3 separate regions of the Mus musculus genome follow, and all the other regions are linked to region 1. The links are chromatin loops, found by intact Hi-C in ENCODE. Cell type or tissue: left cerebral cortex. All regions are shown on one strand. Each heading gives the region's core, and the rest is flanking DNA. Links, peaks and the distances in the headings are about the cores only. Region 1 overlaps Atl3 (atlastin GTPase 3). Region 2 overlaps Lgals12 (lectin, galactose binding, soluble 12). Region 3 overlaps Plaat5 (phospholipase A and acyltransferase 5).

What was found. Peaks named below come from ENCODE experiments on the same cell type or tissue, not always from the same donor. Only the 100,000 strongest peaks of a DNase experiment are listed, where the experiment ranks them.
Region 2: it touches region 1 in a loop (7-fold over the local background); 37 of 42 quality-filtered maps call a loop at or near these places.
Region 3: it touches region 1 in a loop (8-fold over the local background); 25 of 42 quality-filtered maps call a loop at or near these places.

The regions. Positions count from the first base shown.
Region 1 is chr19:7,524,294-7,534,860 of GRCm38, reverse strand. Atl3 (atlastin GTPase 3) reads right to left here. Exons shown (of 13, transcript NM_146091.4): 9 at 5,792-5,919; 10 at 5,197-5,253; 11 at 4,270-4,341; 12 at 2,414-2,845; 13 at 1-911. The coding sequence ends at 825. Among named protein-coding and RNA genes, the nearest start is that of Plaat3, 28 kb to the left of the region's middle. In left cerebral cortex, for the core only: a CTCF peak has its summit at 5,696 (motif pointing left); DNase peaks (open chromatin) are centred at 2,730, 3,035 and 5,657; H3K27ac peaks cover 2,388 bases.
Region 2 is chr19:7,590,964-7,601,530 of GRCm38, reverse strand. Lgals12 (lectin, galactose binding, soluble 12) reads left to right here. Exons shown (of 10, transcript NM_001356574.2): 7 at 259-285; 8 at 795-883; 9 at 2,621-2,771; 10 at 3,360-4,875. The coding sequence ends at 3,506. Among named protein-coding and RNA genes, the nearest start is that of Lgals12, 11 kb to the left of the region's middle. In left cerebral cortex, for the core only: a CTCF peak has its summit at 5,815 (motif pointing right); a DNase peak (open chromatin) is centred at 5,824.
Region 3 is chr19:7,614,007-7,624,573 of GRCm38, reverse strand. It overlaps Plaat5 (phospholipase A and acyltransferase 5), which reads right to left. Exons shown (of 6, transcript NM_025731.3): 3 at 9,931-10,039; 4 at 5,193-5,301. Among named protein-coding and RNA genes, the nearest start is that of Plaat5, 6.8 kb to the right of the region's middle. In left cerebral cortex, for the core only: a CTCF peak has its summit at 6,759 (motif pointing right); a DNase peak (open chromatin) is centred at 6,777.

The sequences.
Region 1 (10,567 bases), core at 1,871-9,870:
GACAAAACTGCCAGCCTCCTCGGTGTAAGGCCTTACAATCTGAAACAGAGTACTAAGTGACTTAACGTCTTTCATGCTGCATAGCAAAGAGAACTCATATAAATATGGCTTTTGAAGCAAGGATGGCACCACAAGTCTGTATTCAACTACTCAGGACCTTAGGGAGAGAGGACGATGGGAAGCTCAGCCGCGGAGAATCGAGTAATTGCAAGCCCTGAGTCTGCACAGTCAAGTGGGCTGGGGGCAGCTGCAGGGGAGAGCAACTGCTTAGCATACTCAGGCAACAGGTTCAATCACCAGTACTGGGAGAAAACTTTTGAAGGATAATAAAGCATCATTTCAGTGGGCCTTTCTTTCTGAGCCTTTTTCAAGTGGTGTAAACTTTTAAAAAGACAAATCTTCAAAGGTACAAAAGAACTAAAACCACATTGATCCAAAACCACATTTCATGAGGTTGCCCTCCGTTCCTTAGCCTCCATGGCTGCAGAGGGATGCACTGGTCTGAAAAGGCACTATGTGGCACATCAAAGACTCAAAAGCTGCATTTCTGTTTTCCTTTTAGCCCCACCCCCACCCCTTAAAGTGCAAAAAGCAGAGAACAGAGAAAAGAGTAGCCTTGAGTCTGTAACAGCAAGAAAAAGAACTGCTTCCAAGCCAAGTGGAGTTGGAAACCAGAGCAGAAGTCAGTTCATTTATTACAGTGCCCTGTCTCAGATCTTCCAGAATGGTCTCAGATCTGCCATTCCTCTGGAATTGGACCCGTGATGGCATTGGCAGAAATCCAGAAGCTGACTGGGCTCTTGTTGGATCTTCCCATTAAGATGCTATTGAGATTTTTTATCAGCAGGTGGTCTCCCAACAACGGCATCCCTTACTGCAGCCTGAGTAGAATTACCAATATGCGAAGAAGCCTGCAAAAGTCCATTTAGTCAATATGTTAGTTAATAAATTACAATACGGCACGAAATAGCTAAGTCCTGGGGGGTAACTTCCAATAATCTTTCCTCATCAGCAGCATGCTGAAAAGGCAGACGGACTGAGACGACCGTGGTGAGAGGAAACCATGATGGCAGCTGACTCCTAAGTGTCAACGGAGCCTCTCTTCCCCTGCTGAGGAGGTTGAGTCTCCCCTGTTCATACTGTGGACCTAACTAATCTACTTACGTCACAGAAAAAGAAAAAAACTCGTCCTAAAAACATACAAAGTGACCAGTTGTAGTGGTACAGACCTACAATCTCAGCATTCGGGAAGCTAAGGTAGAAAGATTATGATTGTATTACACAGTGAGTACCAAGCCAGCCTAGACTGCACAAAGACCCTGTCTCAAAAAATAAAATATGAACACTGGAGCCCATCCTGGTGTAGCAGATACTGTGAGCCTATACCACAGCATTTGCAGCACTTAGAAGCCATTGAGAGGCAGCAGAATCAAGAGTTCCAGAGTTCAGGTTCATCCTCTCCTATACATGAAGTCTGAAACCAGCCTGGTCGATAGGAGACTCCGTCTCAAACAAACAAAATCAGCTAACAAGATGGCTCACTGGGTAATCACTGCAACCCTAATGATGTAAGTCCAATCTCCAGAACCCACCTAAAGGTGAGCAGAGAAAACTGACTCTACGGAGTTGTCCTCTGGCCTCCATATCGTGCGATCTGGGTCCCACACATCTACATTCACATATCATATACAACCCAACACACACAATAATAACAAATTTAAATAAACATTAAGAATAAAAAAACCCTAGAGATCATGACAATCTCAAAAAACATTTCCTTTTTGAAGATATAAATGAAGGTATGTATGAAAATGCCATAAACAAACCCATTATTATGTATGTTAACCAAAAAACTAATTTAAAAATATACACATAAAAATGTAATGACTAAATGAAGGCAATGCCATACATTTTCTATCCCAAAAAGATTTAAAATGCAACAGTGTTAAGTCCCTATTTTATCAATGAAACAAATTCATCAGAGGATGGAAGAATCATACAGGAACTGGATCTGAAGAGCACATAATTAGAGCTGCCCATGCTCACAATCATCTGCAACTACAGCTCCAGGGACCCACCTCTTCTTGCATCTCTGGGCACTCTGTACAAATTGTGCACAGACATATGCAGACAAAGCACTGGTACACATTAAAAATAAAACTGACCCAAGAGAAACAGTAGATTAAAGACCCCTTTTTGCATTAAAGGGCCACTTTTAGGCATTAAAACAAGACATCAGGATTAAATATCAATATTCTAAAAAAGAATAAAATGTAAAGCCCATCACAAAGTGGGCTCACCCTCCTTTCTCACTATGAAATTCTTTCAAATCTTACTTCAGAAGCACATCACCACAGCCTCAGCCTCAGCCTCAGCCTCAGCCTCAGCCTCAGCCTCAGCCAGCTCTACTCACCTGCTCTAACACATATGCTGCACCGGAGTCAATGGCTCCACCCAGCTCACGATACTGCCCGGAATATCTGATGTACCCCCAGGTAAGGAGTGCTATTAAGAGCAGTCCAACCATACAGTTGAACAGCTGGGCCACAACCTCAAGCCCAATGAAGCCCGTGAAGCCCGAGGCTATGTACAATGCTGCTATGCCTGTGAACAGAACTGCAGGGGTTCGGAAGGTGCTGAAGACATTCTTGCTGCCGTTGTGCTTGCAGAAGTTCTCATACAGTTCTTTGATTTCCTCCTCCAGTTCCTGCTGGTAACGGAAGCTGAAATCCTTCCCACCCATCTTTTTGATCTTCTTAAAGTGGTCCAGAGCAAGTTGTTTGAATTCTAGGTGCTTCTCTTCTAAAATATCTGGAGACAAATAAGGTTTCTCTCCCCCACAAATCTAAAAATAACAAAAACACATGCTGAATATTCTTGTACATGCCAAATAAAGTAAGTAAAAAGTCACAGTAAAGATTTGAATGCTCTTAAGAGTTTAGAAAAAAAGCTTAGAAATTAACTTCAGAAAATATTCAAGAGAGACTAAGATATAACCTATATGTTAGAGTACTTGCCTAGTATGCACAGAGCCCTTGGTTTAATCCCAATATCATACAAATCAGTATGGTGGTACATATCTGTAATCCCAACCTTCCACAAGTAGTTACAGAAGGATCAGAAAATTCAAAGTCATCCTCAGCTACATGAAATGTTTGAGGCCCACCTAAGCTACGTGAGATTCTGCTTAAACGGGAAGTCAGAAAAGACAAATATCCCAGACCAAAGCCAGACATATTAGTATATGCCTATAATCCCAGCCCTTAGAAAGCAGAGGCAAGAGATCCATACAAGCTTAATGTGAAATTGGTCAACATAACATATTTCAGGCCAACCACAGCCACAAAGCAAGTCTTTGTATAAAAATATAAAGATTAATTAAAAGCTTGGTTAGAAATGGTTAAGAACCAGACACTAGGAGGCTGGAGAGATGGCTTAGTAGTTAAGAACACTTGCTGCTCTTGCAGGACCAGAGTTCAGTTCCCAGCACCCACATCATAAAGCTCAAAACCTCCTGTGACTAGGGCTCCAGAAGATCTAATGTCTGACTGTGTATTCAGGTACCCACTCCAGAGATATACACATAAATAAATAATAAATCTTAACAGAAGAGATATGGCAGCACACATTTGTCTAGGACTTAAGAGACTGAGGCAAAAGAATTGCTATGAATCTGAGGCCAACTTGGACTACATATCACAACTCTGCCTGACAAAAATAAAAATAACTAGAAGATCCAAATTACATAGAAAGACTCTGTTTCAAAAGAAAAGAAAGATTAAACTTAAAAAGTAATAATTAGGAGCATCCCAATTACTAGGGTGACCTGAAAGACAGCTTTCTAACTCATCATCTTAAGATGCGACAGCTCATGAATTAAAGGAGGGCTTCCAGCTTTTCTAGACAAGCAGGTTGCATTTCTAACACACACATTAGGCCATTCACAACCACCTGGAACTTCAGCTTCAGAGGATCCCATGCCCTCTTCTGGCCCAAGAGCACCCATGTCTATGGCATACATACACAAGGATTAATAAGTGAAAACAGACTTTTAAAGCACATTCCTGTGCCCACAGCATTAGTGAGGTCTAGGCAGTACAATCAGACACCTTCCACTAACACAGTGATTCTCAGGCCAGCCTATTACATAAGACCCTGTGTCAAACAAACAAACAAAAAGGATACATTGAGGAGGATCAAATTTGGGCCTTTGAAGTCAGCAGCCATGCTGGGAAAATGACACTTCAGAACACGGTGTTACCCACATACCTCTTCCATGTTGTTGTAATAAATATCTTTGGCAGAGGCTGCAGCTGCCAAATTATTGGCTTCAGCAGTGGCCTTTAAAAAAAGAGTAAAATACTTTTTGTAACATTTTCCAAGAAACAAAGCAAAAATATCTCTCTTCCTATTCCCATTTTTCCTTGTTAGCCTTCTGTTATTCTTTATATTTCCATATAATTCAACTCATAAAATACATACTTTCACCCACTTTTGTGCCAAAACATCTATTCTGACACTTAAGAATCTTTAGCATAAACCAAACCTCTAAAGCTCAAGAAAATATAATTTCCTTTACTTCAATTTTAAACCTAACAGGTGCCTACTTGGGCTGGAGATGAGGCTCATACGTAACCTATACAGTGTAAGGCACCTTGGGCTCAGTCCCAGTGCCTCAAAAAGGAGGAGAAGGAGAAGGATGGATGGATGGAAGGAAGAGGAGGAAGAAGAGGAAGGTAGAAGGAAGAGGAAGCAGGTAGAAGGTGGAAGAGGAAAGGAAGAAAAGGAAGAAGAGGAGGAGAAGAAGGAAATTGTTCATTATGCTACAAGTCACAAGGTCCAAGGATTTTGTGAAAATATTTTGCTACTAAAGAAATCAGTATTTAGCAAGAAATACCCATACATTCAGCATATGAAAGTGAAAAACAGTTTTAAGCAAATGACCAGAGAATCCTTTTCAGCTGTATCCAGCAAAGCAATGTTTCCCAGTATGCTATGCAAGGAGAACAGCCCCAGCTGTATTGACTGCTCCATCGAGAACACAGACAAGGCAGAGGGCACATACACTTGCTGTAAATGTGCTCTTAAGAGTCAAGGTGAGAAGAGTGGCCTCGCTCTCCTTCAGGTCTCAGCTGTTATATTTGGGTCAATCCCAGCAAATGAAGATGTCACTTAGAACACCAAAGACTTTATTACCTGAAGCATGGACTTCGGGTGAGGCAGATCTTCTCCTTGGTAAATTTTAATATATGCCTTAAAATATAAACATAGAAACTATTACAAAAATATAACTAAAATATTTTGCTCATATTTTAAAATAGTGGGACCACACAAATGCATTTTCCTAAAATCCTAGATCAACAACCAAGAATTAGCAGAAGCACAACACACCTCTGCGTGCATGTTAGCATTTTTAGTTATCTATAATATAAATATTCTCAAGCAGCACAGCCTACCAAGGCCAGGACTCCACTCAGGCCCCATGCACAATGGCCTCACCATGACCTGTGGATAGAGACCATCCACCTGGAGAGAGCTGCATCCCATCTATGTGCGTCTCCTACTCACAGCCACCTCTTAACCACCTCCTGTCCACACCATCTTCCTTGAAGACACAGTAATGACTACTCTAAGAGAGTGCGAAGAACGTCATTTGGTTCTTATGCCCATACTGCCACCCAGTGGCCTGCTTCTGTAAGAACACTAAGGTCATAAAATGCCTCTGACCATCTCCCCCAGAATATTAAGTCAATTTTACAAAAAGCAAATTAGAACTAAAATTCATATTTACCTTAAAATATTCCAACAATCCCCGGCAGGTGACTTTTGAACCATTGATCTCCTTCTCCATTAATTTAGATGGATTTAGTACATATGGTATTAGAGCCTGTAACTGCTCTTTGAATTCACTAGCAATATCTATAAAAAGAAAGACACAAGGAGCCAAAATGAGCACACAACCATCTTACAGAAAGAGGGTTAAGATTATGCTTGCTATCTTCTGGCTGAGGTCCGGCTGCTGATAGACTGCCGTCCTGATGCACTTACATTGTGACCTTCCTTCCCGTCACATTTAAGTCCTTTCCAGTTCAGAAGAATATACAGAATGCCCTTATCTTGTTTTCAATTCTGGGATATCTGGTTTATTCCCTTGCTTTTTAAGATATTACATGGTTTGGTTTGGCTTGCATTTATGGACAGAATCCTGACTATTTACCCAGGGCTGGTTTCAAATTTACAATCCTCTTGCTTTTGCCTCCCAAGTTAGTATCACTTTTTAAAGAATTAAAGAATGTATTCAAAAACAAAACAACCTCTTCACTTGCCCCATGCCTTCGCTGCACCCATACACTATCCCTTAGAATAAACAGGAAGCCACTATTCATTCGTTTGCCTCATTTTTGCTAAGATTTTGTCTTAAAAGAGAAAGCTCTTGCTGACACTGTGACTCACACCCATAATCCCAGGAGCTCATCTGCAGTGCATTAATTCTGTCTCAAAAAAAAATGATAATAATACTTGAAGAAATAGAAGCATTTGTACCTTCTGCTATTTGCTTCTAAGTATCTTCTCAGTGGCTCCCAGGCCACCTCAAGATAAAAAGAGCATTATGTCAGGAAAACGATGCACTCTTTGCAGTTTGCACCAGGTTCTCAGGCAGAATCAGGGGACTCATCAAGTAGAGGTGCCCTTTCCTCAAAGTATGGACAGACAAACCCAACTATGACGATGCAGGAGAACTGAATTGCCAGAAGTATGATTTATACAAGTTTTGGATTTTTTTTTTTTTTTGGTTTTTTTTTTTGAGACAGGGTTTCTCTGTGTAGTCCTGGCTGTCCTGGAACTCACTTTGTAGACCAGGTTGGCCTCGAACTCAGAAATCCGCCTGCCTCTGCCTCCCGAGTGCTGGGATTAAAGGCATGCACCACCACGCCCAGCTAAATTTTAAGAAATAAAAAGGTAGGACAAATTATTAATCTCATACTTGAGGTTGGAGATGGCTCAGCAGTTAAGAGCACTAGCTGCTCTTCCAAAAGAGAGGAGTTCGATTCTCAGAACCTACATGGTAACTCACAATGGTCTGCAACTCTAGCTCCAGAGGCTCTAACCCCTCTTCTGTCTCTGCAGGCACTACACTCAGACAATGCATAGACATATGTGCAAACAAAATACCCATACACATAAAATAAAAAATAAAATAACATAAAATCTAAAAAACTGTATCTTAAATCCTTTTATACTGATTCTTTTATACTGAAGAAAGTATATAAAGCGGTTGATACACTATACTGTTCTACAGTATGCTTATGTATATTAAACTATAGGACCTTACAGAAAATAGAATTTCATTGAATACCTTTTAATCCTTTGGGAAATTTTAAAAATTTGTGCAGTTGTGCGTGTATGCATGTGTGCATTTGTGTGTATATGTGACACAGAGTATGTGTGGAAGTGAGAGATCAATTTGTGGTAGTCACTCTATTTCTACGATGTGAGTCTAAGGAACTGACCTCTGGTCATTAGGCTAGGTAGCAGCTGCCTTTATTCACTGAGCCATTGGTTTTTTGAAACAACAGTTTCTCTGTGCAGCTCTGGCTGTCCTGGAACTTGCTTTGTAGACCAGGCTGCCCTCTAACTCACAGAGATCTGCCTGTCTCTGCCTCCCGAGTACTGGAATTAAAGGTGTGAGCCGCTGCGTCCATACCACCTAACTTCTGGTCCTCTTTTAAAGCATGAGAATATATCATCTATTTTTAAACGTTTTTATGGTTTCAACTTTCATCACCTTGAAGGACTATTTAAAAAACACAGGGACCAAGCAGAATGCAGATGCTAAGACTTACAGATCTCAGACTACTCATGTCTCTACTAAGGCTATTCCAAAATAACAGCTTTTAAATCATAAAAGAACTGTCTCTTAACAGTCAAGCCCAGTTTCTCACAATATAAAAGACTAAGCCCTGGTGTTTGGTAAAGGAAACACTTAAATAGCTGCTTTAGCAATCTCCCTGCTCCAGCGAAAAGTTTTCTTTATGCTGATGACACAGCATCCTGCTTCTGAGGAAACAGTCTCAAAAACCAAGTGATCCTCTATCTGCAAGAAACAACAGCTCAGCTTCTATGACACCAAAACTAAGCTCATGTTTGACCAGAGATTGAATTTCAATCGTCAGGCCTGGCAGCAGGAACCTTTACCTGCTGAGCTATCCCCACAACAGTTCCACTTACAAGTGTATCACAATAAAGTCAATCACATGTGGTGCCAGATACGGTGACACATACCTACAATACTAGGACTTGGGAGGATGAGGCCATCCCAGGCTATCTAAAAAGATAGAGGCCAGCTTGAATTCTGTGCATCAAGAACCCATCTCCAAAACTTTTAAAAACCTGTGTGACTCATAAGCTAGTCCTAGCTAAGTATTTACAAATCATCTACTTTTTTCAACTTAGAATTTATTCTTCACTGAAACTCAATAAAGCCATGCATGAAGGTGCATGCTGAAAATCCAGCACTTGAGAGACTGAGGCAGAAGGACTGAGTTCAAGGTCAGTATGGGCTATTATAATGAGTTATAGGCCATACACAGCAAGACACTGGCTCCAAAAAGAAGTAGGTATAATATGCCTCAGTGGGTAAAAGAGGTTTGGCTATGCAAGTCTACTGACCTGGATCCCACTAAAGTGTAGAAGAGACTCACCTCCACAAACCTGTCTTCTGACCTCGACTACCAAACCCAGGCCTTGGTATGTGGGTCTCTGTGAGTTTGACACCAGCCTGGTCTACAGAATTGAGTTCCAGGACACCCAGGGTTACACAGGGAAATGTTGTTTTGAAAAACCAAAAACCAAAAACCAAAAGCCAACGCCAAAACAAAACAAACAAACAAAAAAAAAACAATAAACCGATAACATACTAATATATTTGTGCTTTTCTGACTGTTATAATGGTTTACATATTTTCAATAATTTGGGTTTTGGAATTTGGAGATTAGGGTCTAAGTCTGGGTTTGAACTTGAGTTTGGTGTCTGGTTGCTTTTTGTTTTTTGCTCAATGCTGAAGACCACACTTACATATTCATATATGCTAGGGAAGCCTCTGTAATTGAGCCGCATATCCCTAGTCCTTCTGGACTTGCCTTTTCATATTTAAAAAAGCATGACTTAAACCCTGTAACTGTATCTTACAGTTCTATCTCGGCCATGGTGGTATATACCTTCAATCCTGCCATTCCAGAAACAGAGGTCGGCATCTCTGAGTTCACAGCCAGCCTGATCTACATAGTGAATTCCAGAGGCCAGCTAAGACTACAAAATAATCAATTAAAATATATATATGTATATTGTTCTATCTTGAATGAAGGAAGCAAATGATTCCTAGTCATGAGACTGGAAATTGCTTACCTTAAATTTCCTCCCTGTCTTATAAATATAAACAAGTATTTAACTTAACATTTAGTTAATAAACCATCAGCAAAACTGTGCTGCCTCCCAAAACATACATCATATGACCTTACTTGGAAGGTGCTCCAAAAATTTGATTCACTAAACAGGAGGATTTATAATAGCTGAAGAGGTCTTAAATTCAGAATGATGGGCTGGTAGGAAGAAGAGTGAGAGAGGACAGCCATGTGACAACACAGAAACTGCCAATGAATGCCAAGGATTGCCATCACCTCCCAGGGTCAGGAGAGAGGCACGGGATAGGCTCTCGTCAGAGCCCCTGAAGGAAACCAGCCACTACTTCAAACTTCTGGTCTCCTGAACTGTAAAGGAATAAATCTCTACTGTCTTAAGCTGCCCAGCTTGTAGTGACTCACTAAAGACAACCACAGAAATGCAAACAACATGAGTCCCAGTAACATACAACTTCAGGTCACAGTCACACAACCTTTAAAAACTGCCTACTTTCTAAATAAAAATGCTAAAATGAACTGAGTTTCAAAATAGAAGGCTTTGAAATATCAAAATGCGTGAAGATGGGAAATACTGACATTTTTCTATACTTATACCCGGTAACCTGAGCTCCCCAGGAAACGAGGGCACGACATGAAAAGTCACTGACCTATCCCCCTAAGCTCACCTATTGAAAAATATCGAAGCTGGGGGTGGTGGAATACGTCCATAGTCCCAGCATTTAGAAAGTGAAAACAGGAGAACTGCTCCAAGTTCAAAGCCAGCCTGGTCTACATATCAACTCCCAGTTAAGCAATGCTAAATAGCAAGGCCTTAACTCAAAACAATCAAAAATCCAACAGTTTAGATTTGGTAAAAAATACAGCTAAAATGAAGTGTCATAACCCTGAGAGAACATTACTAGTCAGGCACACGGATGCGGATGAATACCTTGATCCCAGCAGTCAGGAAGTAGAGGCAGGAAGAGAAGTTCAAAGTTACCCTCGGCTACCAAGTGAGTTTGAGGCCAGCCTGGGCTAGAGATCCTACCTCTCAAAAAAAAAAAAAAAGGAAAAAGGAAAAAGGAATCTATATCGTTACACACACACACACGTGCACACACACACACACACACACACACACGTGCACACACGTGCACAGGAGTGCACTT
Region 2 (10,567 bases), core at 1,072-9,071, 67 kb before region 1:
CTATGGTTGATGCCATAGGACAAAAAGGGAAGATGAGACCCACAACCTTGCTGAAGGAGTAGGAAGACAGCTCCTCCCCACTACTCAGAGACGGGGATATCTCAGGACTCAAAGGATCCCCCCCTGGGAACCCAATCACTCACCTACTGCTGGGAGAGGCACAAACTCCTTGTGTCCCCCAAATGCAGGCAAAGTAGGGAGACCTTCCCTTTGCCCAAGCAAATACTAACAGTGTCCCTGCCTCTTTCTCTCCTTCAGCCCTTCCTGCTGTATAGCCCCAGGCTGGTAAGTGACCCTCACTCCAGGCCTCTCCTGAAGGTGAAGGGAAATTCCATTTCCCTTCTTTGTGGAAAACTGCAGCAGTGGGAGGGCGAAACAGCTCCTGGCTGAACTCCAGTTTCATCTCACCCTCTTCATTTGCTCTGCAAATGGGCATTTAATACACTCCATGACTGGCCCAGTACCAGGCATCAGGCTAGGGAAACCATCCAGCCCCAGACCTCCAGTTGCTCACAGGTGCCAGAATGATAAACCACTATATACCTGCTACATACAATTCAGAGCACACTGACGGAACAAGGCCTAAGAGACTGTGCACAGCCTGGAGGGGCCTGAGGAAGTTCTCAGCAGGCCTACAGCGGGTGCTTAATACAGGGGCATGGCTGAGTCTCCAGCATGCAGCCTATAGAGACACTCACCTACCCTGGTGTTCCTGGGTCCCTGGGTGCATCCTGCTGGTGAGGGACCCTGACATCCCAGTGGTCACCATCTCAGTCCTCTTCCATTTCTGTCAGGAGGTGCCCTGCTCACGTGCTCTTCCTCGGGGTCTCTGGCCTGGGCAAGTCATTGTAGTTCGAGGACTGGTCTTGAAAGAGCCGAAAGAGTAAGTATTTAACTAGGAGAGAGAGAGAGAGAGAGGGGGGGGGGGGCCAACACCACCATTTACCTCCCTCTTGCAGCAGAGCAAAGGGAAGTAAGTTAGCCCAGGTTGCAGAGTTTATGAATAGGGTTGGGGTGAGGCACAGCAGCCCCTTTTGTGGGTGCTGCTTCCCTGTCAGTTAAACTAGCTTCCCATCACAAGTCCTAGAAAAGAGCCTTTGCAGCTGAGACCCAAAGAGGTGATCTGGCCTCCTCCTCTATCGCAATGCTACGTTCAGTAAACAGCCAAGCTGCCTAGAAAGGAAGTGCGTGGGCACCAGACTCTGGCTTCTCTCCGGTGGTCACTCAAGCCAAGACCTGCAGCTTAGATCTGTTTAGACGCTCCAGTGTTCCCTAATGTCACCCTGACCCTATCCAATAGAGCCCTACACTTGACGAGGAGTTCTCTCTAAATGCCCATCAAAACTCTGGGGCTGAAGAGGTGGTCCAGCATTTAAAATCACTCCTAATACAAATATGAAGGCTGGAGTTGAGCTCCCAGCACCCATGTAACAAGCCAGGTATTCAGGTACACTCAAGCCCCAGCACCCCTGGAGACAAAGATGGGAGGAGCTGGGGCTTGGTGGCCTCTGGCCTCACTCACTGAGGAGCTCAAGCTCCAAGCTCAGTGAATTTCAGAATAATAGCAGAAAGAAATAGTAGAGGACATCAGACACTCTTCTCTAGTTTCTGATACACACACACACTCTCTCACACTCACAAATGCACACACACACATACACTCACACACACACTCATGCACACTCACATTCACATACACACACAAACACACTCATACTCACACATTCACACACAAGCACACTGGCACACACATGCTCACACTCTCACACACTCATGCACACACACATTCACATACATACACACCAACATAACTCATACTCACACACCCATACGTTCACATACACTCACACAAACACAAATACACACACACACACATGCTCACACTCTCACAAACGCACACTCACACACACTTGCACTGACACATGCACACTCGTGCACATACATTCATATACACACTCATACAACTACACACTCGCACACACATACACACACTCAGACAGGTAATTAAAAAGACATAGATGTTGTGTTCTGTAATAGTACTGTCTAAGCAGAGTATCCCTTTCATACCCATTCGCGGTTTCACACGCACACTTGACCTGTTCTTTCATTTCATTCTAGCAGCCCATGAGATGAGAACAGCACTCATCCTCCCTAAGTTACAGTTGAGGAAGCACACAGAGATTCAGTGACTTGCCCAAGGCCACGGGACTAGAAAGCAACAGAGCATAAGCCCCTGCAGCCTGACCCTTACCACTGGCTCTTTGCAAAAGCCACAATCTGATACATAACAATAAATGTTAACTGAGGCTATGGTCACAGCCATACCCACTTTCAGGGGAATAAACTGAGGCTTGGGGTAGGAAATTATTCTACCTGCATAGTCTTCCAGTTAGGGACTCAAGTATGATATTCACGTGCTGTCTATATACTGTCTATATACTATCTATATACTCTATACTGTTCTATGTCCAAGTGTTCTGCTCAGAGCCTGCCAAACAAACTTAACTCTTAGAAGTTATTCAGTCTTCAGTGGCTCTCCTGCCTCAACCCTTCCCCTTCAGAGATACAATGGCCTGAAGGTGACAGGGGATTGATCCACCTCTCTGCCTGTTTCTTGTAGTTTTACCCTGAGCCTGAAGGATGGGACCACCCATGTTCCTGTGACACTCAGGGCTTCCTTCACAGACAGAACACTGGCCTGGGTCTCCTCCTGGGGACGAAAGAAGCTGATCTCCGCCCCCTTCCTCTTTCACCCCCAGCGATTCTTCGAGGTAGGTCTGAGCCAAGAAGTCACAGCTCTCCTTGAGCCCATTTCCTTAATGATCTGGGAGAACTATGGGCTGGATTCTGGGAAGAGTGAGCAGGCCAATACCCTGGGGCCAGGAAGCCAGAGCCAGCTCTGTAGAAAGAATGTTCAGTCCTTCAGTCCTTATGCTAATGCCAGAGAGCCTGTGCCCAGAAACACAGGCATAATGAGTTCAGGTGAGGCATTGTCACTAAATGCTCCCCTAAGCTTCCAAAGGCCAAGAGTGATATACACCACTCCTATGTACACCTATAATCTGGCCCTTGGAAAGTAGAGGCAGAAGGATCAGGAGTTGTTCAAGCCCAGTCTCAGCTATATAGGAAGCTTGAGGCCATCCTGAGCTACATGAGACCCAGTCTCAAGCTCTCTTTATGACTCCAGTATGGTTGAGAACATTTCCCAGTGGAAAACATCGTTGCAGATGGTGAGCTTTAACTCCTAGACCCGCCTGTTTCTGATAGTTGTGTCCCCTCAGTGAAGCAAGAACCCTGTGGTAGTGCACCAGGAAAGGTCTGTCTGGAAGCCCACCACCCATTCAAGCTATTCTTACCAGGTACTGCTTCTGTGCCAAGAGGGAGGGCTGAAGTTGGCACTCAATGGGCAGGGGCTGGGGGCCACCAGCCTGGACCAGAAAGCCCTGGAGCAGCTGCGGGAGCTCAGGATCAGTGGAAATGTCCACCTCTACTGTGTCCACTGCTAAGAAGGGCTCCAAGGGCACCCCCGCCAGAGAAGAGGAGGGGCGGCTGCAACCAGGGCTCCACAGTTACAGCCCATTCTCCTATTCTCAAGGGAGAAACTGACCTGGCATCACTTTGTCAGGCCGAGCTCACATCTCAAAGGGCGCGCGCACACACACACACACACACACACACACACACACACACACACACACACACATTGCATTTTAATCTATCAATTCTGAAAATAAGGGCCCAGGTCAATGTGTCTCTGCATCTATCTTCCACATTCAAATTCTGTCTTGGTCTTCATTCCAATCCAGGCCCAGCCACTGAGAAGGCAAATAGAGTGTGAACAAGATGAGCCCCAAATCTGTGATCAACACACACCATCTACACTCACCTTTTCATCTACACTTGTTTTATCTACAGTCACTCACTAGTTTGTGAAGCCTTTGCCCAAAGTGAACAAAATATCACAGCTGCTTTCATGGTTTTGGCCAAAGGGAACCAGCCACATCCTAGGAAAACACACTGATTATGGGACCTTTTGGTCACCCAACCATGTAAACAACAATAATCTCTCATAAAATTAATCTATAATATAGTCTGGGTGGGCCAGGGATTATTCAGTCTATGTTTCTACAGCATACCCTGCAATATCTATACAATGGCCAAATGGTCAAACAATGCATTTCCCAGAATTTGTCCTTGTCATGAAATGATACATGACTGTATCTAGCAGAGCAGGTAGACCAGGAAAAAGGAAGCTGTAGAGTGTTTGATTTGAACTATTCCTGGAAATGAAGTCTGGGCTCACTTTAAATCTAAAGTGACTTAAGACTCTGTCTCCTGGGAATGTTTCTGTAATCCCATCTACCTGCCCAGAGCTGTGCCCGGGTACACACTGTAGAAGATACTGATGAAGGATTTGCTGTGTTCTAACATTATACTCTAAGCAAAGAGCCGTTTTCTTCCCTTGTCCATTTACCAAGATTGATCATGTACCTTTCATAAAGGAAAAAAAAACCCTCAAATTTCCAAGGGGAAAGTTTTTACTGCAAATATATGTCTTTATTGTAATCCAGGGAAACTAGAGGTCAGAAAAAGAGGTGGCTGAGAGGCATCCCCTAGACACCAAAGCCCGGAACTCTAGGAAGAATCTATGTCAAAGAAGAGATGGCAGGTTGGTGGTTGAGGTTACTTAGTTAACCTTCTAATGAAATAAACTATATTGAGAATCTCTAATATATATCTTAGTATACTATACTAAATTTAGGGAATAAAATTTATTTGGTGTTGATTAATCTTAATAAAAATACAGTGTACATTTTATCCACTGATATTATGTATCTTATGTTCATAAATTAAATTGGCTTGTCATTCTACTTACTCATATGTTAGTGGTTTTTCCATTATTGTGATAAATACTGTGACCAAGGCAGCTTAGACAAGGCAAGGTTTATCTAGGTTTATAGTTCCAGAGGTGAGTCTCACAGCAAGGAAATAGAAGGCAAAAGAGAGCTCACACCTTGAACTGTGCAAAGGGAAAGCTGGAAGAGCAAACTCAAATGGCAGGAGCCTTTATACTCTCAAAGCTGTTCCCCAGTGACACACTTCCTCCAACAATGTCACAACTCCTAAGCCCCCCAAACACATACCACCCTCAGGGGACCAAGCACTCAAACATCGGAACTATGGGTGATATTCTCAATAAAGCCACCAAATCATGCATAGGTTAGACTTTTCATGGCTTTGACAAGTTACCATAAGTTTTGTTTGTTTGTCTTTGAAGACAGAGTTTTTCTGTGTAGCCTGTCTGTTTCTGTAGTAGTCTGTTTCCTGGCTGTTCTGGAACTCACTCTGTAGAGAGGCTGGCCTCAAACTCACAGAGATCTGCCTGCCCCTGCTTCCAAAGTGCTGGGATTAAAGCTGTGCATCACCAGCATCGCTGTGACAAGTTAAACAATTTAAGGAGAGAGGAATGTATGTTGCTCACGGTTTTAGAGTTTTACAAACATCATGATAGAGAGCACATGGGACAACTGTTCACACCATGACAGCCAAGAAACCCTGGAGTAAGAGTGGGGTGTACCCACACAAGCTCACTCTCTTCCTTTTTTTTTTTTTTTCTCTGTAGCTTTCAGCCAATCAGACAGTAATGCCTACATTCAGGTCAGGTCTTTTCCACTTAGGAAATCATCAGACACATGGGGAGCACGCCTTACTGATCTTCCAGATGTATCCTGCCTTACTGATCTTCCAGATGTATCCTAACAGGCTATGGAGGAGGCTGAAAGTGAAATGCTCAAAACTTGGCACAAAAGAACAGCAGAGGGCAGTACTGCTTTGCCTTCCAGAGAAATGTTCCATGATAGCATCTACAGCAAACGCACACAGCTCCTTCTATAAGTGCCTTTGGGCATACCTAACTCCAGAGTTTATCTTTAGAAGGCATTCACAGAAAACTGCACTTGCTATGGAAAGGTTTGTTTTTGCTGCTGGACTGTTCTTTGCAGGGTCAGACTCACCCCTGTGTCTGGTATGGCAGAGGTACTTGGGACCAGCCAGGTCTACATAGTGAGTTCTAGCACAACCATGGCTACACACGGGGGGGGGGGGGGGGGGGGAGGCCTATCTTTTAAAAAGTAATAAAATATCAATAAAAATGCAATCTAGAGCTGAAAAGATAGGTCGGTGGTCAAGAGGCTCCTGCTCTTGCAGAGGGTTCTAGCTCAGTCTCAGCACATTAGTCAGCTCACAAGCACCTATAACTCTAGCTCCAGAGGATCCAATGTCTCTGGCCTCCATGAACAAATGCACAAATGTGGACATAACCATGTCAGATGCATGCACATGTACATAATATACAAATAAAGCTTTAGGAAGTAAAAATGCAGTGTGACTTTAGCAATCTAAACTCTGAGATGATTCTTCTATCAACTTCTAAGTCCTGGTTCCAAGGACAAGCAGGCTCTTCGAGGAGCAGCTCAGTCCCCCAACAGCTGTACTGGGGCTGGAAATAAAATATGGGTTCACCTTAGGAGGGACTTTAGACTCTATCTCTTTTTAAAAATCCTTTCATTGATTATGAATTTCACATCATGCATCGCAATCCCACTCATCTCCCCATTACTTCATATCCACCTGCCACTTTGTAACCCCCCAAAAGAAAACAAAAATATAAAAAAGTAAAACATCTTGCCATGAAAGATGCAGTGTATCATAATGTGTCCCACAGTAGACCCTTTTGGCCACACATCTTTATTTGCAAATGTTTATTGCAATGAGTCATTGGTCTGATTCAAGGCTTCTAGCTTCTGCTACACAATCAATACTGGATCTTCATGGGGACTCTTCTCAGATATCCTGTGGTTGCCCTGTGTCATAGAGATCTTCCAGCTTTGGATCTGCAGAACAAGCCTTTTCATACACTCCAGCAGTTCACGGGGGTAGGGGGTAGATGTTGGGGTAAGCCAACTCAGAGACTTAGATCTGGCCTGAGTAGAAGCTGAGTTAGGCAGCCACCCACTCTCCTGCACCCACACCACCAGGCGAACTTACCTGCACAGTCCCAGCTAGCTCATCCAATCCAATGCTGCAGCTGACAAGGGGCAGGGGCAGCTCTCCCACTCTCATGCCCTGGGGGCCAGCTCACCCTTGCCCTTGCCATCAGAGCCAGCCCACTATGCTGCCCAGGTGAATGCAGGGCCCACTCTCCTTAGCACTGCAGCCAAGGGCAAGGAGTGGGGCCAGCTCTCCTACTCTCCTGACCTCAGGTGACGCACATGAGTGAGGGGAAGGCATCTCTGCCATTCCCATACCACCTCAAGTCAAACACAAATTCTGTCTTGATAATGCTTCTGTAATCCCAAAGACATGCCCAGCATTGTGCTGGGTCACTAAATGAAAGAGACTGATAAAGGATTCACTAAAGTTCAACTCAAGGCAACGTGCAGTCTAGAGCAGAGAGACACAATTTCACATCCTAGCTGTGTAACTTTTCAGAGCATAGAAAAGTCTGATAATGTTTTGTTGGCCTAGTACTAGTTGCTGAATTGTGAGTTTCTTTCTTAATTGCAAAGGATGGGCTGAAGAGATGGCTCACAGTTAAAATCATGCAATACTCGTTCAGAGGACCTAGATTTGTTTCCCAGCACCCACAACCATCTTTAACTCCAATTCCAGGGAATCTGATGACCTCTAACCTCAGCAGGCACCTGCACACAGGTGATGCATATAAACTCTGTCACAGGCACACGCAAACATACATATAAATAATAGGTTAGTCCTTTTCTTTAATTGCAAAGGAGCTTCAATTAGATGAGATTAAAAAAAAAGGGGGGAGTGCCAAAATCAAAATACACGTGTGGTGTGCAACGGTGAGCAAGCGGTGTTTACCACTGTTGCTTGCGATGGTGGAAATTGCTCATACGCCAACAAAAGAGGAAAGAATAGAGAGAGGGATTTTGATTTATGTAATTGAGCAGCTAAAACAAATAATTTTATAATTCTGTACGCACAGAACAATTTTCACCTCCCTGTTTACTTTGTTCTTTGGTCAGCCCCAGCTGGCCTCTTTCCTTGGGACATCTCAGGCACTATGTACCCCTGCTGCCTGATGCACAAATGTGCAGCAATTTAGATGGTCCCCTGAGAACTTCCCAGGTGCCTTCAGAGGAAGATTACACACACATACACACACATACACACACACACACACAACACACACATAGGGGTGAGGGTAGGGCATGAGAGGGGCAGACAGCTGCCATTGTGCTAACAGAGGTAGAGACTAGAAAGCAAATCTTTACCTCTGGTCACAGACATTTTTCTAATTAGCACACTGAATGCTAGAGATAGATTTTCCTAGGAAAAATTAAGGTCTTGATAATCTGCATAATTGGAGCCTAGAAATGACCTCTCCCAGTGAAATGAAGACTACCCATGGGGATTGACTAAAATATTAGAGAACCTTTCCACCCCTGGTAGAGCAAATAGGCGGGGGGTGGGGGGGCGGTGGACTGTGTCCTTACTGATTCACTTGAATGAGACTCCTCTTTGAGGCTCAAGGGGCACACTGAGATGGACTGTTGGGAATACAAAGTTTATTTGAGGAATTATTCATGCCATAGACAGCCTATTAGATTTTCAGACAGTATCCTGAGAAGGGTGCCTGCCAGGGCCTGTAAGACTGGGGCAAAGGGCACAGTGCTGGTTTCCCACAGCCCAAGCAGCAGTCTGGTCTGGATTCTAACAGAGGCCAGCCTCTGGGTTGGATTCCAAGTTGCATGGTGCTACCATGTGAGCACTAGAATCCTGCCTTGAGCAAACCTTTTGCAAAGCATTCAAAAGCATTGCAAAAAGACTGGGGGGTGGGGGGCTGGTGAGATGGCTCAGAGGTTAAGAGCACTGACTGTTCTTCCAAAGGTCCTGAGTTCAAATCCCAGCAACCACATGGTGGTTCACAACCACCTGTAATGAGACCTGATGCCCTCTTCTGGTGTGTCTGAAGACAGTCACAGTGTACTTAGATATAATAAATAAATCTTTAAAAAAAAAAAAAAAGACTGGGGATTGTGTCTTCATTCTGCATCCAGAACATAGTGCCACACTCGGTCCTGTGCCCCAATGGTGATCACTTAATTATGGGTCCTCTGCATGTGTCAGAAGTCACTCTGAAATGGACTTCCACTGCTACCTGCAGAGCAGCTAAGCTGGACTCACTCACAAGTGTCAACAACTGTCGTTATGACCCTGCAGAAGCTCAAGAGCTCTGACTGTGGTCGCTCAAATTACAGAGGTCAAGTTCAGTTCTGCAGTCCCAGGGGCTGGCTGTCTTCCCACTTCCCACTACAGGCCCTGAGTGAGCAGGTCTGAGAGGCAGGAGGTAGTCTGGCCATGTGAGAGGCAGGTTTGCTTCTTTCTCCTCTCTCCTGGTACCTTCTGCTGACATAAGTATTTGAGGCATGAAAGAAAAACAGGCTGGGCCAGGGATGTAGCTCAGCGGTAGAGCACTGGCCTTGAATGTACTTACCCTGGGTTTGTTCCTGCAACCACAAAAACAAATAAATAAAAATAACTTGGATTGAAACATTTTATTTTATAAATAGCGGTGTTATGGTTGATATGGTGGTTAGTCTTGTTTGGGGGATTTGATGGATGGAATATAGCATCACCATGGAAACAAGTCTCTGGGCTTGTGTGTGAGGGATTATCGAGATTAGATTAATTGAAGTGAAAAAAAAAAAAAAACCTAAATGTAGCAGACACCATTCCATGGACAAGGTCCCAGACTGAATTAGAATAAGAAAATGAGCTAAAGCAGGGAGATCTCTCACTCTGGTTTCTCACTGTGGACAGAATAGGACCAGTCTCCTCCTGCTCCTGCTGCCAAACCGTCAGCGACCGTATACTGTATTCCCGGTTGCTTTTGTCAAGTATTTTGTCCCAGCATCAAGACAAATAACTAACAAAGTCAGAAAACCAACTCTCAAAAATTGTCCTCTGACCTTCACAGGAACCCCAAGATGTTACACACACACACACACACACACACACAGACATACACACACAAACACACACATAAATAGATGTAAAAATAAATAATTAAGTGGATATAGAAAGTAGCCTTGTGCATCTGATTGAAAACAAGCTTAATTGGGTCAGGGATGTCGCACAGTAGGTAGAGTGATCTATAGCATGCTTGAAGCCCTGGGGCCATCCCTTAGTCCCCCAAACAAAGCATAATAGCACCTATAATCCCAGTGTTTGAGAGGTAGATGTAGGAGGCTCAGAAAGGGTTAAGGACATCCTCAGCTACATAATGAGTTGGATGCCCACTGGGACTACATAAAAGTCTACCCAAAACAAAAACAAAAAAACCTTTGGCCCACATAGGAGCTATCCCCAAAAGAAATTCAAATTCAACCCCCTTTAAAATGCTGTATACAGGGAATAGAGAGATGGCTCAGGGGGTGGGGGGGTCAGGAGCACTTACTGCTCTTGCAGTTTTGTTCCCCAGAACCCATGTGTGTTGGGGGAGGTGTCACTACCATCTGTGACTACAACTCTAGAGCTTCTG
Region 3 (10,567 bases), core at 1,923-9,922, 90 kb before region 1:
ACTCTTATTGGCTATACCCTCCAGGCCTTATTGGAGATCTCTGTCTTGAGCCTACATGACCACAGGTCACTTCTCTTTCCTATTGTTTTGGTCTGAGATGTTAGGGATGCCTCAACTACATGTAGAGGGGCTTGGGGCATTGCCCTTACATGGCTGATGGCCACAAATCTATGAGGGGCTGCGGCTAGTGATGGGGGCTCTGGTCCCCGGGAACAGGTAAAGCTCCTATCATCCCTGCAGGGTCTCTGGGACTTCAAAGCCTTTAGCTCAACTGAGGACCAAACTACTTCTCATGGTCCACTGACCCACAGTTTGTCAAGTGGTCTTGCACCAAGAGATGAGAAGAAATCGAATGGCAAAGATCAGACTTGCCCCCAAGGAACTCGATACCCTAATCAGCAGGAAGTAGTCTAACAATATCAACACCCCCTTTTTCCTCTAGCCTTCTTTCTCTCCTGTCTAGTATTGGGGGTTGGAAGGGTGGAATAGGGATGGAGAAGGGTGTAACAAAGGAACCCTTAAAGTAGCCAAAAGTCCAGTTACAAGTCCATTCCAGCCTGGAGTTCCTCTCCCTCCTTTATTACCTAAGGGATAGCCTATGAGAGTAATGGATTGGAAAGACTGCCTTTTTACTATCCCCTTGTGAGCAGGACAGGTAAAGATTGGCTTTCACAGTACCTACTTATAATAATACTCAGCCTGTTAAAAGATATCAATGGGAAGTTCTTCCACGTGGAATTTAAAATAACCCAATTCTATGTCAATATTTTGTGCAGCAACCAGTAAAAATAATTTGAAAACAATTTCTTCAATCCATATCTACTGTCACATGGATGATATTTTGTTGGTTGATTCTGACACATATACTTTAGAGGAAAATATTTAAGGAAACTCAGAGAATTCTGTCATGCTGGTGCTTACAGATTGCTCCTGAAAACCCATGGAGAGGAGGTTCTATTAGCTATGGGGTTATAAAATAAATCGACAAAAAAAAAAAAAATCAGCTACACAAGGTACAGATCAGAAGAGATCAGTTGTGAACTCTGATTCTCAAAAATTAATGGAAGATATTAATTGGCTATGCCCTACCATTAGGTTAACTAATCAAGAGTTAAGTAATTTGTGTCAAACATTACAAGGAGATTCAGACTTAAACACTCCAAAATGGTTAACAAATGAAGCAGAGAGTTAACTCTGGGAGAACAGAGAGAGACTGCAAGATGACTTTGTAGATCACGTAGATCCTAAACTTGATGGTAGTTTGGTTATTTTGCCATCAACTCATTCTCCTACAGGGCTCATAATGAAAGGGGAGACGGTTTTATGGAATGGATTTTCATAGCACACAAAGTAAAAAAAAAAATGATAAAGAATTACTTAGAAAACATTCTGATTTAATCATAAAGGAAAAATAAGACTACATCAATTGTTGGGAACAGACCCAGCAGAAATCATAGTACTTTTTATTAATGCTAAAATTATGTCATTATAGGTCATCAATGAAGGTTAGCAAAAAAAGTGTGTAGCAACTATTTGGGAGGAATTAGAGGCAAATATCCTAAAAACAAGTGTCTTCAGTTTATAAAAAGAACTGATTGGATTCTCCCATGTATTTATTGTAAAAGGAATGCCAGTTCCTGAAGCATCTACATTCTCTACTGATGCAAATAATAGTGAATGGCATGCTATAAGTCAGACAAAATAAGCAAAGTTATTTTTTTAATTTGTATTATTAAAAGGTAATGAAGAACCCAGATGCCCCTCAACAGAGGAACGGATACCAATAATGTGGTACATTTACACAATGGAGTACTACTCAGCTATTAAAAAGAATGAATTTATGAAATTCCTAGGCAAATGGATGGACCTGGAGGGCATCATCCTGAGTGAGGTAACCAAATCACAAAAGAACTCAAATGATATGTACTCACTGATAAGTGGATATTAGCCCAGAAACTTAGAATACCCAAGATATAAGATACAATTTGTGAAACACATGAAACTGAAGAAGAACGAAGACCAAAGTGTGGACACTTTGCTCCGTGTTAGAATTGGGAACAAAACAACCATGGAAGGAGTTACAGAGACAAAGTTTGGAGCTGAGACAAAAGGATGGACCATCTAGAGACTGCCATATCCAGGGATCCATCCCATAATCAGCCTCCAAATGCTGACACCAATGCATACAACTAGCAAGATTTTGCTGAAAGGACCCTGATATAGTTGTCTCTTGTGAGACTATGCCGGGGCCTAGCAAACACAGAAGTGGATGCTCACAGTCAGCTATTGGATGGATCACAGGGCCTCCAATGGAGGAGCTAGAGAAAGTACCCAAGGAGCTAAAGGGATCTGCAGCCCTATAGGTGGAACAACAATATGAAATAACCAGTACCCCCGGAGCTCGTGTCTCTAGCTGCATATGTATCAAAAGATGGCCTAGTCGGCCATCGGTGGAAAGAAAGGACCATTGGTCATGCAAACTTTATATGCCTCCGTAAAGGGGAACGCCAGGGCCAAGAAGTGGGAGTGGGTGGGTAGGAGAGTGGTGGGGGAGGATATGGGGGACTTTTAGGATAGCACTGGAAATGTAAATGAGGAAAATACCTAATAATATTTTAATTTAAAAAAAGCAATGAAAATATAAAATATATTAAATGTATTAACTGTATTAAATATATTACACTATATAAAATATATTACTTATACATATATATTATATATGTTATATGCTATATGTTATATCTTATATGTTATATGTTACATCATAAGTTATATAATCTATTATATTACATATTATATATTACATATTATATAATCACATATATAGATATATAATATCATATATTATATACATATATGTATATCATATGTGTATATATGTGTATGTATAATGTAAATATGTGTATATATAATATATACAATTCTCTATTATATTTTAATATGTTATATATTATATAATATATAGTGGTATATAGTACATATATTATATAAAATATATAACATAATATATAGTATTAATATTATAATATTATTATGTATTAATGTGTGGTATATATTAATGCATAGCAATATAATATTTATATTATATTTAATACATAATATACATTGTATTACGTATTATGTCCTATATTTTATATATTACATATATTATATATACTATATTTTTGTATTTTATATGTTACATGTTATATTATGTTGATTGTATTATTTATATTTATATTTTATGCAAATATTTATGAAATATATAAAATATACAAAAATGTTTATCGCTAAAAATTAATAAAAATAAACCCATACACTTCAATTCCAAAATCAGAGATGTGTACAATCTTTATGGTATTACTAGATTTTCCTTGATCTCTTAATATAATTACTCTCAATATGTAGAGTTCTTTTGCGTATAGAAACTGCTGAATTTCCTGATAATTCAAAATTAACTTTGTTATTTATGCAATTGCAACAGGCAGTCAGAAACTAACCATGATATATCATCCATATTTCATCTCACTCAGGCTTGTCAGATCCATTAGCACAAGGAAATTAAGAAATTGACCAAGTATTTATAGGAAATGTGTTAGAAGCCTCAAAATTTCATAAAAAGTATCGTGTTTATAGTAAAAGCTTAAAAAGTGTTTCCATCACCTAGCAACAAGTCAAGGAAATTATAAGACAGTGTCCTACTTGCTCTTTGTATATAACCAAACTCCATTACCAGCCAGAAGTAATCATAGGAGTATCGAAAGAAGTGAAATCTGGCATATAGATGTGTTTCATTTTGCGGACTTTAGAAAACTTGAGTTTGTATACCATACCATTGATACATACTCAGGGTTTGATGGACAGTTGCTTTGAGTTCTGAAAAAGCTGACTCTGTAATTTCACAGTTATTGTCAGTAACGGCTACTATACAGGTACCTGTGCAAATCAATACTGTCAATGTCTCTGCACATGTCTCCAGTAAGACAAAGCAGTTCTTTGCATACTATAACATATATCACATTATGGTATACCACACAATTGTACAGGACAAAAAGTTAATTTAATCACACATTAAAAGAAATGCTTATTAAACAAAAAGGAAGAATAAAGAACCCCACCCCCAGGGATAGACTAAATAGTGCTGTTAACTTTAATTTTCTGGATGTTAATGGAAGCAGAGCAGCAGCAGCCTATAGACACAAGGCTATAAAAAAGAAAAAATGTGGAATTAAATCAAGCTATATACTATAAGCATGTGTTGGAAGATGGAGCCCAAGAGAAAACACGCAAGAATCAAAGCAGCAAATCAAAGACCTTGGCTGTGCCTTTCTGTGATTCCATTCTTGAGCCAGCCAAGAACTGCCCAGGACACAAACTTCAAAAGGCACCAGATCACTTCCCCCTCCCCCACCTCCCCACCCTACCCTCGGGTCCAGCCTCCTGAGATGGCCATTAGGAACAGTGATGCTAGACCACATTCAATTGTAAATTGTTTCACATCCCTCTATAAGCTCCCTCTACTTTCACCATCTGATCCCTCAGCAAATCTCCACTTCTCTTTAATAAGCCCCAAGTCCAGCTGAAACCATAGGAAATGAAATAAAGACCAGGAGAACACTTAGGACAGTGTTTCTTAAACTGTGGGTCATGACCCCTTTGGGGGTTCAAATGACCATTTTACAGGGGTTACCTAAGACCATCACAACAGTAGCAAAATTATGAAGTAGCAACAAAAATAATTTTATGGTTGGGGGGTCACTACAACATGAGGAACTGTATGAAAGGGTCACAGCATTAGGAAGGTTGAGAACTAGTGACTTAGGATAAGGTGGCCTAGAGCACACTGGAATATCTGGAAGACAACGGCTTTCACTTTGGGCAGGAAAGTGACAAAGATGGTAAGGAATTGGAAAGCATAACTTGGGAACAACATGAACCAGGTGATGTGAGCAATGGTCCTTTGTGTTTTCAGGTGATGAAAGATGCTAAATGATCGGCATCAGACCCAGAGGTTGAAAAGGATTTTAGGAACACTCTAAACTCCTGTCATTCTTAAAACACTGGACACTTGGTACTTGCTAATAAACAAATAAAAGTCCAGGAATGTTTTCTTGCTAAAGGATGGTGGCTGAGGATAGCAGTGGTTGGTCATCCTTCCATTTACACTGCTAATTTCTAACCACTATCCCAGTAGCATATCCATCCACTCTTACTTGGGGGAGCCAGGTGGACCACGCAGTCATCTTCCACATAGATGGCCCAATGTTCATAGCCAATTCGAAAAATCTCAATCAGGTCTCCAGGTCTGGGTCTTGGATTGCCCTGTGATGGGAAGAAAGAAAGAGGCAGATAAACTGCATGCACATGCCCGACAACACCAGAGCCACAGCTCAGCCTATATGTAGAGCCCCTCTCTGTGACCCATCACTTGACAAAAAGAAAGCCAATCTGAACCCTCGTCGCCAGAATACCCCCACCCTGTCACAATATCGGGGTGTTAGTGCTAGTGATCAGCCTGCTGACTCTCAACTCTGAATGTGACAACGCATCTCTGTACTCAAAAGCCCTACCATTCACCCAGCAGTAAGAGATGCACCAGGGTCCCTGGGAACCTCCTGGGTGTGTGTGCCAGCCTTGCACACGCCATCCAGTGCAGCTGAAATGTGTGGCCTTCTCAAGGCCCCCTTTAGCTATCTCTCAGTATACACCCCTGGCCGGCTAGTTGGGCTATTGCCTAGCCCAGTCAGTATTGCAACCTTGGGCCATGCTTCTGTGCCGCTGAAATAACCACTGCCTTCAGAAGCATCGCTGGGAATAGAACCATCCACACTGTGCTCCAAACAAATCCCTCTGATGCCATGGTCAACAGACCCTCTAGTAAGTCCCATACACACAGGGCACTTTAAAGCACAACGGACTTCCACCGCTCTTCCAGAGAGCCTGCAATCCAGAGTCCATCTTGAACTTTAATATTACTAAGTGTGGAAGCTAGAGAGATGGCTTAGCAGTTAAGAGCACTTACTGCTCTTTCAAAGGACACGGGTTCTGTTCACAGCATCCACATAGTAGAGCCCACAACTGTCTATAACTCCAGGACCCTCTTCTGGCATCTCTGGGTCTAAAGCACTTACGAGGGCACCAGGCACACACTTGATACATAGACATAAATACAGAAAAGAAATCATATACATAAATAAAATAAAATGTTAAAAAAATACTTTGTTCACAGGGTTGAACAAAGGGAGAAATGGCTCAGAGGTTAAGAGCACTTGGTTCTTACAGAAGACCCAGGTTCAATTTCCAGCACCCACACAGAGACTCATAACTCTCCATAACTCCAGTTCTAGGGGATCTAATGCCCTCTTCTGACCTCCTTGAGTGTCAGGCACATGCATGGTACACATACATATAAGCAGATAAAAGAACCATACACATAAAATCAATTAAAATTTTAAAATTAAAAGGCAATATCCCACAATGTTTTGCACGCTTTAGATCAGATTCTCAGACACTTTAATGTGCTATCTGGGCAGTCCTCCAAGCTTTTATCTTTGGTGGAAGAGAGTATGTTGAGACCTACACGTCTGTTTCGCAAACGCCGCTCACTGGAGGAATACCTTTTTCTAGGCACAAGGCACACAGTCTACACCACAGTGCTTCGCTGAAGGGACCAGAGCTGAGGGATACAAAGAGCTTTACAAGGTTCCTTACTAACAAGCCCCCCAGAACTACCTAGTTCCCGGCAGTACCAGCTCTCCTTTTCTGCCTGAAGAGGAAATACAGTGGCAAGTAAGTGGCCACTAGAGGGCAGCCAAATCCAGGCTTCACCTCCGGAAAGCAGATTCCTATTGTAAAATTTAACATGGATTTCAATGACTCCATTAAGTCCCTTCCCTCAGAGCTAAGGAGGAGGAGGAGGGAAAGGAGGAGGAGGAGGAGGAGGAGGAGGAGGAGGAGGAGGAGGAGGAGGAGGAGGAGGAGGAGGAGGGAGTGTACATATATACATGCAGACACAACCCCTATGCTCATTAAACAAATAAGTTTACTGAGTTTGGGGGAGTTTGTCACTAGACAGTTTAGTAAAGTGGAGTTATTCACCCTAAATTCAAGGTCCCTCTCCTTAAGTTCTCTCATTCTCCAAATTTTTGGGGAAAGTGGGAACTTATATCTACCCTCCAAAGTGGCCTCCAACCCCGACCAACACTCCAGTGTTCAGTTTCTGAGTCCTTTACCCTGACTCTGTCTGACTCCACCCTGTCTGACATACACTGTTATTTCAAAGCCCTCCAGGCACCCACTGCTTATTTCTTTGGCATAGGCTGACAACTCGGCTCTAGGCCCTCACCCAAGTTAAACGCCAGACTCTAAAGGCATCCTAAATCAAATCAAGTGGGCATGGAGCAAGGAAGTGGGGAGAGAGTTTTGTTCTTGCCTTGGGCAGGGGGCAGGTGGCAAGAACAAGGCCACAGTAAGAGTGTTACTTTCAACTCTAGGAGAACCAAACCCAAGGTGCTTGGTCCATTTATAAAGCATACTAACTCTTTAGCTGGTATGTAACCAGACATCAGAGTCACCACAGGGAGCTGGGAGGGAGAGACCATTACTTAGGAGTGTGAGAGGAAGCCTCCAAAAGAGAAACAGAGGGATGGGGGGGAAGGGAATCGCACCTGTGCTAAAGATTCTACAAAGCAGATGAGGAAATTTCATGGTTACAGGGAGTTAAAATGCAAATTATCTTGGGATATGTTTAGTCCCTTTGGAAAGCCAGCCCTTGTCTGACCTAACATCATCCCTGTGGCTATCAGAACCATACAACGGACCCTTCAGAACTAGCTTTTACCCATCCAAGTGCTGAGGCTGTGGTCAGACAGCATCTGAAGCCTCTAACTGGAAGTCCCCGGCTTGGCTGGAACCACTTGCCCATCCACCCTACCACTGTATCTGGTAAGTTCATTCGTTTCTTTGTCCTGCAACTAACAAAGTGCCGTGTAAGCACTTCCACAGTACAGCACAGCATTCTTGGAGCTCATCATCCATAGCACAAGTCTTTGCGATTGTTTCAGAGGGATCTTAAGTGTTCAAAGCAATAGCTTCCCTGTAGCTCCAGAGGCAGCAGGGACTTTCTGCCCCATAATACTTACTGAAAAACAAATCTGACTTGGCAAGCACTCCACTGAGGATGTTTGAATTGTGCAATATGAAGGTCTTATGAATATTCATAACTATTGCCAACTAGTGCTGTTCTGTGTTTATATAAATTCTTCCTTGGAAGTATCATTTGAACAGACCCCCAACACTGACAGAAATGTTTGCAGTACCCTGTGGAAGAGCCTTTAAGGAAAGCCAGAAATTCTCTTTGGTTGTGGCATTAGAGACACAAGCATTGGTCCTGTAAAAATGTTAGGATGACTGACATCTCTATAACCCAAAATAATTGATATACAGACCAATCACACACTTTTCTGCTATGTAATAAGAAAGGAAAACGTGTGGCTATTAGGATTCTTCTGCTAAAGAGACCATTTAAATGAAAGGATCACAAGGTCATAGTAAACTAGCCAGTGGTAGCTTACAGCTGAGGTCTCCAGCAGACCCCGAACTCCTCACTAAAGCCAAGGCTTAGAGAACCAGAAAACATGGCTCAGCCGGTAAAAGACATTGCAGCCAAATCTTAATTTGATCCTGGAATCCGCATGGTAGGTAAGGATCAACTTCTTCAAGCTGTCCTCTGCCCCCACCCCACCCCATGTGCCATATCCCCATACACAATCAATCAATCAATCAATCAGTGCAAAAAAATGTCTTAAAACTAGATACATGCACCATCTCTACAAAATGCAAACTAATCTACAACTGCCAGAAAGCAGACTGATCGCTGCCTGGAGATAGAGGCATGGGGGCAACAGGGAAGAGACGACAAGCAGGCATGTTCAGTGGTGACACATGCCTTTAATCCAAGCACTTGGGAGGCAGAGGCAGGCAGATCTCTGAGCTCGAGGCCAGCCTGGTCTACAGAGTGAGTTCCAGGACAGCCAGGGCTATACAGAGAAACCCTGTCTCAAAAAATAACAAACAAACAAAAAAATTAAAATTAAAAAAAAACATGCTTATGGATGTGTATGATGGCAAAGGGTTTCACACTTGAATACGTGTATCTGTGAGACCACAGACCCTCTTGCTGGCTCATGCACGTTCATTCTCCTCCCCCTACTCAAAAACCAGGCCGTGTGCCCCTGCAGCTCCCTTGTCTGAGACAGAGAGGTGATAAGAAACAGGTTGCTCTATGGCCTTGAAGCCCTTCACCAACCCCATCCCCTGGAGCTACAGGACAAATTCACGGTCCTACCTTGTGCCTGCCACCATGCCCTTAGGTACAGTGACATGGCCAAGATAGATCATGTGATATGATGCCTCCCCCCTCCACCACCCCACCACACACACACACACACACACACACACACACACACACACACACACACACACTTCCAAACCCTGTAAGAGTTAGAAACGCCTTTGCTCTCAGGATATGAAGGGTCAGCACTCTCTTCCTCCAAGGCCTGTGGCTGCTAAGACACTCTCTTTCTCCAGCTCTCCAGCTCTCCCGCTCCAAGGCCTGATGCTGCCCCCCCCCCCACATTGTGAAGCTCTCTCTCCTCCTAATAAAGGTCTTCTGAGGGAGCAGGGTAATCTCATGTCAGCTCCTTCCCAGGAACCTGCCATTTTTCTCTTTTCAGCTCTAACATAACAATATCAGAATGTGTCTAATTGCATATTTTAAAAATCTAGAATTTAAATATGGGCTAAATGTGCCTCAGGAAATCTACTTTAAAAAACACATAACCAATCTCTCATGTCGGTGCAGATATTTATTAGACGCAGAGTAAAACACGATGCAGTGAGCAATGACCAAGAAACTAAAACACTCATCCTATGGATTCCTGGGATACGCACCTCAACTGCTTGGTTTTTTTGTGTGCTTTCGATCTCTGAATTTGATGTTGGAATCAGCTCTGTCCTCTTCTTGCTGGGTGTGAGCTCCAAACTAGTTTCCGGCTTCTCTCTAGAAAATGGTTTTGCAATCACATTGTAAACATCGTTCCACGGCTGTTGGAAAGTCTGTGTGACTGAACAGATCTGTGCTTTTAAGACACCTTTCAGTTTTGTCATCGAAAGAGACACACACACCTGCAAACTTGACTCTATGAAGACATTCATTCGCCTTCATACAGTTCAACAGCTTCGCCCTGGTTGTCTCCAATTGCTTAAAACTGAGTGTGTAGGTGAGAAGTGTCACATTCAAAATGGAGTCCCTGGTCTCAAATTCAGACAAAAATGCAGCCATAGGGAGTGCTGGCATGCACTGCTGGCAAGAGCTACTTTGAGGAATCCCACAAGCCATAACTTTGCACAAAGAGCACCACGTCCTGCCACAATGTTGCTTCTCAGGGGACACCCCTGCCCAGCAATCATTCATCTTGGATTGGCATACCCTGCTGGTCCCTAAACACCCCTGTTATAATTAAACCTGTGGCCAAAGATGATTTATTCACAGCAACTTTAATTCTCCTCGATTCAACTCTAAATGTGT